Regions from separate parts of the Homo sapiens genome. Here region 2 is linked to region 1. Evidence: chromatin loops called from intact Hi-C (ENCODE). Cell type or tissue: PC-3. All regions are shown on one strand. Each heading gives the region's core, and the rest is flanking DNA. Links, peaks and the distances in the headings are about the cores only.

What was found. Peaks named below come from ENCODE experiments on the same cell type or tissue, not always from the same donor. Only the 100,000 strongest peaks of a DNase experiment are listed, where the experiment ranks them.
Region 2: it touches region 1 in a loop (15-fold over the local background); 84 of 110 quality-filtered maps call a loop at or near these places.

Annotation. Positions count from the first base shown.
Region 1 is chr18:48,020,636-48,026,005 of GRCh38, reverse strand. No RefSeq gene overlaps it. Among named protein-coding and RNA genes, the nearest start is that of SMAD2, 93 kb to the right of the region's middle. In PC-3, for the core only: CTCF peaks have their summits at 2,034 (motif pointing left) and 3,166 (motif pointing right); DNase peaks (open chromatin) are centred at 2,155 and 2,555; H3K27ac peaks cover 1,479 bases.
Region 2 is chr18:47,770,305-47,775,674 of GRCh38, reverse strand. No RefSeq gene overlaps it. Among named protein-coding and RNA genes, the nearest start is that of SMAD2, 160 kb to the left of the region's middle. In PC-3, for the core only: a CTCF peak has its summit at 2,858 (motif pointing left); no DNase peak of the experiment used is centred there.

The DNA of each region.
Region 1 (5,370 bases), core at 142-5,141:
CTCACCTCTAGTAATAAAGGAAATGGAGTAATCAGAGCTTCTCGAAGTTCTCCATCTAAACACCCCTCAGCAGAGGGGGCCAGCTGATTGGCAAATTGGGGGCAGAACACTAAAGAAATAGCCCAAAGTAACCTATCTGTAGTGTAAAACTCTGAAGTCTCCTGTTTTGGCTTTGAAATTCATGCTTCTGCATTCTATTACATAACATTTGTCTTAATATAAAAACATCGTTTTGATCGACTTGCCAGTTAAGTGACTTGCCTTTTCCCCAGAATCTTCTAGTGAAGTCGAACTGTTCCTTGGCCACCCTACAGCTTTGGGAGGCCCCAGCCCATGGCTGAGGGCTCAGGGGTAAGCATAGCCCAGTGCAAGAAATGCAAGGCCAGCTGCTCGTCAAGATTCTGCTCAGCTCGGCCATTCTAGGATCATGTGGTCCTCATTCTGGGGGTCAGTGTCCACTGAGTGACATAGGTGAAGATGGAGAAGGGGAAGGGAACTGGGCCCAGTGGGCCTTGACCCCTGGGTGCTCCTGATCTCCTGTGAGTAAAATCTCCTTCTAGCCCTGGCCAGGTGGGAATTCCATGGAGCCCGGCCATGTGTGACCTGCACCCTGGGACCCCAAGGTGCTAAGGGAGGTGGGGTCCTGACAGCAAAGGAGCCTCCAGTGGAGGGAAGAGGGAGTGAAGGAAGGAGGATGAGGCCTCCGAAGACAGGCCAAAGAAACCTGTGCAGCTTACCTGGAGAAGAAGTCTTAAGGAATACATGAACAGGCCTTGGGACTTCAACAGGTGTGTTGGGGAGGGGAAACTTTCACCAAAAATTTGGCCAACCCAAGCCAATAGGAGAGAGATTGCAGGAGGCAACTGGGTGCCCAAAAAAAGGAAGAGAACTTCCTAACATCTGGAGTTGCCCTAAAGAGGAACGAGGTCCCTCGTGAAGGAGTGAGCTCTCAGTCAGCACAAGAGTTCAACACTGCCTCTCAAGAATGTTGGAGACCTGGCGCAGTGGCTCAGGCCTGTAATCCCAGCACTTTGGGAGGTTGAGGAGGAAGGATTGGATTGCTTGAGGCCAGGAGTTTGAGGTTCCAGTGACCTGTGATCACACCACTGTACTCTAGTTGGGGTGACAGAGCGATATACCCTGTATCAACAAAAAAAAAGAATACTGGAGAAGAGAGTCTCTAGGGTTCCTTCCATCTAATTTGTGAAAAGGTGAATACATATCCACCATATGACCATGGAAGAAGAATCATGCCAGAAGGAGTTGGGTGACGAGTGAAAAAGAAGCACTGGGCAGGTTCACAAAACTCAGCGTGGTGGCCCAGGGCTGCTGACCCCATTCTCCCTAAACCAGTCACCTGCAGCAAGTTGGGGCCAGAGAAGGGGACTCCATAGAAAAGCCGTGGTTCTTATTTAGAGCCCCCAAACATGTGACAAGAGAACAGTAAAGACCCAATGGGAAATAAGACCCTCATCTCAGGCCTTTATCTGACCCAGAGTCTGCCCCTTCCTGAAGAACAGAGCCCTTTACAGACCCCACTCCTCCTTTCCTGGGGCCTGGACAGCTTTTCCTCCCTGAGGGAACTCTGAGCTTACTGCAGAACAGGCAACCAGCATGTAAAGGGCACTTCCGGAACAGGGCACAGCCGGGTGCCCTGTACGTGGCCCTTCCCCTCTGAGAATGGGTGAAGTTGGGACTTCATAAGGGCAGCAGGGTCAGTGCCCCAGCTAGAAGCATGAGCCAGCGGGTGTGGGGGGCCCTATGGAAGGGAAGTGCCAGGCAACACTCATGCCAAGGGACCTCCAAGGACCTGGGACATCCTGGGACAAATTCCAGAATGAGGAGGTTTGTATCCAGTGAATTTCCCTCCCCAACTCCCCTGTGTCCTCCTTTTCTCTGCTCCTAAGTCCTTCTTCCTAACACAACTACCCCTCTGGGTGTAGACACCCTTTCTCTCTGCCCTCCCCTCTGTCCAAACCTGCCCTGAAAGGAGTCATCAAATGTGAACGTGATTCAATGGCTCCCTCTCCTGGCCTTTGCCACCCTGCTCCTCATTCAAGGTGGAAAGAAAGGCCCCTCGGCAAAGCACTGTCAGATTGCCAGCAGCAGACAAGCCTGGTTTCTCTGGGCAGAGGAGCCTTGAAACTGCACCCTTGAACAGTTACTGGCCTCGCAGCTCCCGCCCATCCCTCCTTCATCCCACTTCCTGGCTCAGAAAGGGATGGGGAATGTGGGACCTTTCGCTCCTTTCAGGTTTGAAGGCTGAGGACTGAGTCAGACAGGAATTTCCATAAATTGATGGAAGGAGGATTCCCTGGGGAGATCCTGCTCCTTTTTCCTCCTTGGCACACCCTAGGCAGGGGCTGCTATGACCTTGAGTGGCAGTGCCCACGTGGCCTAAACCAAAACGTATGGGTCCAGAAAGGGCCTGACATATAAAAACAAAACATCTCAAATTTGCCCTGGAAAACCTGGAACCTGGCCACATTATCTGCAGCCAGACACACACACACTCACACACACACACTCAGTCACTGGACAAATGGTGCATAGGCTGATGTCATCTCTCCTTGTAACAATAGGAGACACGACAGTGCATGAGCAAGACCCGGCAAAGCCATTTTCCCCACAGGTCACCCTGCTGGAATATGTATAATGCACACTCACATTTTCATCCTTGCGCTCCCGTCTTTAACCATGAACGCTGACCCTGACAACAAAAACAAAAGAATAAACAAATAGGTTTCCAGAATAAGGAAGGAAGATAGCGTGAATTAGATCATTTTCCCATGTTCCTCTCACAATTAATAAATGAAGTACAAACCCTCTGAGTAACATAGGTGCCTTATGCCTTCTTGGAGACCCTTGCTTCCATGAGTCATCTGGTTTCAGCCCCAGGAGGCATGTATCAGCATCCCTATTCGTATCAGTCGGAGTTATTCGTCAAACACCAGAAGCCACTTCAGCTAGCTTAAGTAGAAAAGGCATTTACTATAGGAAATTAAGTCTCTTTCAGAATTTTCACAAAAGCCAGAAGAGAGTCAGGCCGGCAGAGCCACCAAGATCAGTTGTCCAGGTTGCATACTACACAACACCACTACATTTAGAGGCTGCCATTCACACCCTAGACAGATTGGTACATTTGTGTACTAAAGAATTTTCCAGCAGAGGGCAGTAAAGCATCTTGAAGGGGTGCCTAATCGTCTAATTTGCACAAAGTCGCCAAGTGGACTAGGGGTAGCACACGGCCTGGAAACAAGGAAGCCCAGAACCACCCAAGCCACACTGTGTCAGATCGTTGCAGCTCAGGCCCTGGGCATGGGGACTCTGTCTTGTGGCCCCCCTCTCCACCAGTGTCTCCTGGGAAAATGGGTGCCACACTCTGTACTCCCTCACACTGCTCTCCGCAGCGTGAAGTCTAATGCTGGCGCATCTGTTTGGAAGAGCCCAAGACCCATGCCCCCACCTGATCGCAGCTGCCTGGGAAAGCAAGCGCCTGGCTCCGCTGGCCTGAGAAGGAAAGATTCATGATGTCAATTCTCCAACAGAAGAAGAGTTTCATTAATGCTGGGGGGCCTCAAAACGTGATATGGCCATGCCGTATTCTGCAGATGAGAGGCCTGAAGCTCCAAGTGGCAAAATGGTGAGGATAAGGCCACCAGGCAAGCTCTAGCAGAGCCGGAACTGGAACCCAGAGCCACTAACCCCAGAGCCAGGACTGGAACCCAGAGCCACTAACCCCCGGACCACGGTGCCGCCCTGCCCTCTTTGAGGTGGAGGACCAGAATGAGGCCCACTGTTCCCACTAGGAACAGAAGTCTATTTAGACAAAGCACATTCCGGCGGTCTTCCTCCTGATACCTCAGCCCTTTACAGATATTGGTAAATACTCCTTCACGGTGTCACCCACCCCAAGTCAAGGGAACACTGCCTTCCTAACTGTAAGCGCTGGTCATCGTGGTTCATCAGCATGGGTGGTCTAGGTCCCCTCTCTCCCTCAGCAGCAAGTACAGCCATAGAGGCTTTCTCGTCACATTCGGAGCCCAGGATGCCTTTAATCCATACCTCCCTGCTGTTGCTGAGTAGTCAGCTCTGTGCTGAACCTCCCTCCCCAAAATGGGGTTCCTGAATTCAATCAGCACTGCAGAGTCGGGTGTGTCTTGTAATTAAAATTTTTTTTATTCTGCCATTTCAACATCCTTCCCATAGGAGCCACACTCGGAAATGCAAAAGTGCATTTTCATTTCCAAATGGCTGGGACTCCCAAGCAGGGGGGCCTTTGTGGGGGTAGCAAGGACATAGCAAAATGTGCCACTGTGGACATCCAGGGAACACAAGGGTTCACTACTTGACATCCTCCTCCAGACCGAGAGCTCCTGTCAGCTGGAAAGTATTTGGGAGGCTCCCACACTCCCAGTCTCAGTTCAGGTTTAGCCTTCCACCCTGGGGGGTGCTGGCAGACTGACCCAGTGCTTCTGTCAGGGTAAGAGTCCCAGTGTCACTCAGTGTTCTGGCTTAGCCTCTTCTTCACTCATAAAAAGGAGGTGACAACACCTACCTGGAAAGTCCCCGTGGGGTTTGGGTGGGACATGCGCAACACTGGCCCTTCCTGCCACTCAGTAGGTGCCTGAAAGTGTGGGTGTCTTTTCCTTTTTAACATCAATAACATTTAAAGTAATTATACCTATTGATCTTTCCTTCCCCTTTTCCTTTGCTTTTCTTGTGTTCTTAAAATGGAAAAAAGAAGAAAGGGAGGGAGGGGAGGAAAGAGAAGGGAGGGGAGGAAGGGAGTCAGGTTAGAAGGGAGTAGAGGAGGGAGAGGAGGAGAGGAGGAGGAGAAGGGGTAGAAGGGAGGAGAGGAAGGAGGGGAGTCAGGCTAGAAAGGAGGAGAGGAGGGAGGGGAGGAGGGGAGTTGGAGTAGAAGGGAGGAGAGGAGGGAGGGGAGTCAGGTTAGAAGGGAGGAGAGGAGGGAATGGAGGAAGGGAGTCAGGTTAGAAGGGAGAAGAGGAGCGAGGGGAGGATAGGAGTCGGGCCAGACAGGAGGAGAGGAGGCAGGAGAGGAGGGGAGTTGGGGTAGAAGGGAGGACAGGAGGAAGTGGGGAGGGGAGTTGAGATAGAAGGGAGGAGGGGAGTCAGGTTAGAAGGGAGGAGAGGAGGGAGGGTAGGAGGGGAGTCAGGTTAGAAGGGAGGAGCGGGGAGGAGCGGAGTCAGGTTAGAAGGGAGGAGAGGAGGGAGGGGAGGAGGGGAATCAGGTTAGAAGGGAGGAGACGAGGGGGAGGAGGGGAGTCGGGTTGAAGAGAGGAGAGGAGGGAGGGGAGGAGGGGAGTTGGGGTAGAAGGGAGGACAGGATGGAGGGGAGGAGGGAGCCTG
Region 2 (5,370 bases), core at 163-5,162, 250 kb after region 1:
CTAGATCGCCAAGTGCCCATATTGGACATCATCTGCACAGAATTACTTCTCCTCAACTCCATCCATCAGGCTGTGTTAGGAACTGTTGTCTCATCCTTATCTCAGCTGACAACTGATAGACCCAGGGGTGAGCACCTTGGCCCAGGTTGGACCCATCTGTCTCTTTCCTGGACTTCAGGGTGGGGACTAAGAGAGAAGTCCACCTTATTCACATTTTTTCCCACATGTCCTGGAGAAGGCAGTCTAAAGACAGAGAAAGACTGAAGGAATGGAGCCGTGTAGAGTATGAATGATGCAGGGAGAGTGGACCCCAATTCCAGTTGTTTCTGAACCCCAGCTCATCCTTGCACTTAGATTGTTTTTGTTTTGTTTGTTTGTTTGTTTTTTGTTTTGAGATAGAGTCTTTCTCTGTCTTGCCCAGGCTGGATGCAGTGGTGGGATCTCAGCTCACTGTGCAACCTCCACCTCCTGGGTTGAAGTGATTATCCTGCCTCAGTCTCCCAAGTAGCTGGGATTACAGGCGCCTGCCACTGTGCCTGGCTAATTTTTTGTATTTTTAGTAGAGACAGGGCCAGGCTGGTCTCTACTAAAGACCATTGTCCAGGCTGGTCTTGAACTCCCGACCTCAGGTGATCCACCACCTTGGCCTCCCAAAGTGACTGCACTTAGTTTCTTATAAACAATTTTCACTTGTGGTGAAGCTAGTTTGAGTTGGGGTTCTGTTACTTACAGTGAAAATATGAGCCTTTGTGCCTTCATATTTGGAGACCGGAGTATTTATGATCAATATTTAAAACAAGACCTAGTTCCTACCTTTATCAGCAGCATTAACCAAACGGTTAGAGACCTAGACAGGCTGACAGCCCCATCGTCCTCTGTATTGGCAGAACCACTCTTGGGTCTTTGGGTCCATTTCCAAGAGATACAGTGCAAGATAATAAAATGAGGAGGGTGGGAGCCTGGGAGGGGTTTGGGAACAGAGATCTAACTCTAAGAAGCTCTTTGCCAGGACAAATGAGGGCAAGACATTGTTTTCCTTTTCACTGCTGTGTCTCTTAAGCCTCAGACAGGGCCTTGAATAGTGCCTGGCACATGGGAGATGCACATAAAGCATTTATGGAATGAGTGTAATGTGGGAGTGCTCACTTCTCCGGTGTTCTAGAATAGAGGGCTTCCACGTTTGTGAGAAGTATTGGTGGCTAGGGGGAGTGGGGAGAATGGAAGATGTGGATCGCAATGAAACTGAGGTTTGATGGCAGGAAGATACCCTAGGGCGGGGGTGGTGTGGAAGTGGCCCATGTTCTGTGTTGCTGCCTCCAGCTCGTGCCTGCTGGCCTCTGTGCCATTGTTTATGTCATCTCACCTACCAACCTTGGGGACCCCATTTCCTCAAGTCCCATCCCTCTGTGATGACTTTACTGACCACCCCAGCTGGAAGAGCTCCTTTCCTCAGTGCAGCTCACCTGGCAGTTATTTACATAGTGTCTGGCTTGACAGCTCAGTTGGGAGCTCTTGAAGGACAAGGACGTGATCGTCATCAGCACACCCCTAACCCTCCTAGAACCTGCCCCACAGCAGCATTCAGGGCACAACAGCTGATGAGCCCAGGCCTGGACCAGGCTGGCTGACATGGAAGGTTCAGGGAGAATGTGGGCAAGGTGACTGAGACCTCTGTTTCTACTGGTCCTCCTTCACTTCTGTCAGTCCATGATTCTCTCAGCATTTCATTTGTGCCCTTTTATTTCTTCTCCTGGACTGTTAGTTTACAGTCTTGTTAGGGGTAATTCCGCTACCCCAGAAATCAATGCCTTGTGACCTGTTGTGCAAAGTGCATGGGCTCCCCGAGACCTTCAGAGCAGCCCACAGGGCGCAGAGAAGGGGGCAGTCTCTCCTGCGTCCTAAGTCCTGCCTCCCCCTGCTCCCTCCCTCTCCAATGCCACCCTCTCTCCCTGATTCCTTTTGGGTAAAAGAGCATTAGTTATTGATTTTTTTTTTTTTTTTTTTTTTTAATGACAGGGTCTCACCCTGTCGCCCAGGCTGGAGTGCAGTGGTGCAATCTTGGCTCATTGCAGCCTCTGCCTCCTGGGTTCAAGCAATTCTCCTGCCTCAGCCTCCCGAGGTGCTGGAAGTACAAGCACACGCCACCATGCCTATCTAATGTTTGTATTTTTAGTAGAGATGTGGTTGGCCAGGCTGGTTTCGAACTCCTGACCTTAAGTGATCCTCCTGCCTTGGCCTAACCAAAGTGATGGGATTACAGGCATGAGCCACTGCCCCCGGCATGATTTTTTTTTTTTTAATTCCAGGTTTGAGGCTCCTAGACAATCAGTCAGTTCATAATCCTCCAAGTCGCGAAGTACCCACTCCCACCAACTTTTATAAACCCCTGTCTTCGAACAAGATGACCTTGGCTTTCTTTCAGCCTCCTTTGCTGAAGCCGTTGACTGGTATCACCAGGATAAACACAGGCGTGGGCTGACCACAGGGAGCAGAGGTGCTGGGCCTGATTTAGCCTCTAGGCCTTGAGGGGGTAGCTGATGGGGCAAGCTTCCTGGGCGGGATTACAAGAAATCCTAGGGCATCCTTGGGCGGTGTGTCTGGGGGGTCCAAGGGTGTTCTGAATCTGTGTGACCATAGTGAGCGGCTGTGCCGAGGCATTCTTCCAGGGAGAGGGTCAGTAGTTTTCATCGGTTTCTCAAAGGAGCCTGTGACTTTCAAAACTTTAAGGAGGCTGGCGTGGATGATCTCCCTCGAGGTCCTTCCTGCTTCAGCCTCTGCACTTAGGAGTTAAGAGCTTTGTTAGGAGCCACGGAGTGGAGACACAGGCAGTGGCTGATTCCTGGGCGCCGCCTTCTGGTGGTGGGGTGCATAGCACCTTTGGGCAATTGGAAAACCCCTGGGCCGACTTCCTGTCTGGACAAGCCCTAGGAAAGGCTCTGGGAGGAGTTTTTGGAATCTGGGTGCAGCTGCCTTCCCTCCCAAGAGATGGAGAATGGTTCTGGTCCAAATATGGAAGGGAAACCCTGGCAGGTCACATTCCTTCTCCTCGTTCACTCTGCACTTGGCTTCTGAGCCCCCTCAGGAGGCTGCATGGGAGTTGAGAGTCAGGAACCATGTTAGCCCTGGTCTGGTCTGGGTAGAGGGTGTGGCAAGAGTGGCCTTGGTTTGGGAGGGAGGAAGTTTTGCCTTAACTAGGGGTAGAAGACCTAAGGAACCCTGGCCAGAATAAAGGCAGAGCTTTGTACATCTCAGAAGGCTTCCCTCAAATCAACGCCTTCACCCTACTTCCATCGGGAGAGGCAGGTCCTGTCTGAGTCCAATTCACAGATAAGGACAGTGAGGCCCATGTAGGTGATGTGATTTGCCTAAGCCTACACAGCTAGACGGATTTGGATCCAGTCTTTCCACTGGAAGTCCCACTGAAGATAAACACTCCCACCTTCCCCAGCCTCCTTGCCTCCTCCCCTGACACCCCCGCTTGGGCTGCCTGGGGTCAAGAACCTGCATTTAGCTCAGCATGCTTCTGGTGGGTGGAGTCCAGGGGGAAGGGTGAGAGTCCTGCTTTCTAGTTCCTTCCACCCTCCATGTGCAGTGGACCCATAGGACCAGACCAACTGCCTTGGGCCTGGGGCAGAGCAGGGCAGGAAGCTGAGGCCGCCTCCTCAACAGGGGTGCTCCCTGTACCATCCTCCCTGAGGTTGGAAGGCAGCTGCTTTGGGATAACAAAAAGGAAGGCCCCAGTTCCCACATCAGAGTGTAAAGCAATGGGGCTCAGCATCCCACTGGGTGTTGGAGGCTGAATATGCAATAGAAGCCACGGAAGGTTTGACCATCAAGTGATGGGTCCATGACATGTTACTGAATGTAAGTCAGGTTGAAGCTGGGAGGATGGTATTACAGAGCCCTTTGTCTTCCCAGCTTAGTTGCCACTTCCTCTGGCAAGCATCCCTAATGGCCACTCTGAGTTTGGGAACCTTCCCCCGTCTTCCTCCCTGGTACGTGGAACTCACATGCTCATTGCATTTGACACTCTCCATTGTATTTTCCCATTTGCTTGTCGGTAGCCCTCTTAGGCTCTGGGCATCTAAAGGTAAGACCCCGTTTGTCACATTTCACTATGGTAACATCACATTTCACTATGGTAACCCAAGCATTTAGCCCACAGCCTGGCACATGATAGGTGCTTACAAAAATGTGTTGAATGAGAAACAGATCCTATCACATAGTATCCTGGTCAGAAATAGAATTGTTGGGAAATTTCTTACCTGGACAAGAATTCTGAGATGTTCAGAGGAGGACAGACAGCTACCAGGTTCCCCAGAAAGACACAAAGGAGCAAGGATTCCTTGGTTCTGCCTCGAGTCCCAGCATGAGTGGGTCTCCTGGCTGCAGTGTTCATGAGTTCTGTGTCTTGGTCGAGCTGTCTCAGTGGAGACTTGACTGTGCAGGATGCTGTGAGTTTGTGTGAAGTTCATGGCAATCCTGGGGGGAAAGGCCTTTCTTTTCGTGGCTCCATTCATTGTACTTTTTCTCTGGGTCAAAAAAGGGATATACTATCAGGCTTTCAGTAAATTTTAAAGAGTTATTGAATTTTGAATACATTTTAAAGAACATTATACACATGCGCATATAAAAGATATAAAGAAAAAATAAAATGAATATACATCTACTGTGCATCAAGCTTAAGAAATTGTTTTTATATATATTGTATGTTATTATTATTTAGTTCAAAATAATTACTAAATTTCCATTGTAATAACCTTGAAAACTCCCATGTTATCTCTTCCAAATCCCTTTGCCACCTCCGGAGGCTCCAGCCTCCTACATTTTATGTTTATTGTGTCCTTTTATTAAATAACCTATGACATGTGTATCTGTCAAAAACAATATGTTATTTAGTTTTGAATGTTTTTGAAATGTATTTAGGTCGCATCATATTGTATACATTCTTCTGTGACTGATTTGATCCATTCTGGTAAGTGTAGCTATGTTTCAGTTGTTTTCACTGCTGGTCAATATTCTATTTTATGACCAAATCACAGTATATTTATCTATACTTCTTTCTTTAGAATAATATTTTGATGGTATATGTATTTTCCATTCTTTTGCTTTCAGACTTTCTGTGTTTCTGTGTTTTAGGAATGCCTCTTGTAGGTAGCTTGTAGCTGGATTATTAAGAATTCAGTTGTACAAACTTTATCTTTTAACTGGAAAGTTAATCCATTTTGTTTACGGTTTTAATGATAAATTTGGATTTACTAATATTATCTTATTTTGCATTTTCTACTTGTCCAAGTTTCTTCATTTCCTTTTTTTTTCTTTTTGAAACAGGTTCTTGCCCAGGCTGGAGTGTAGTGGCATGATCATGGC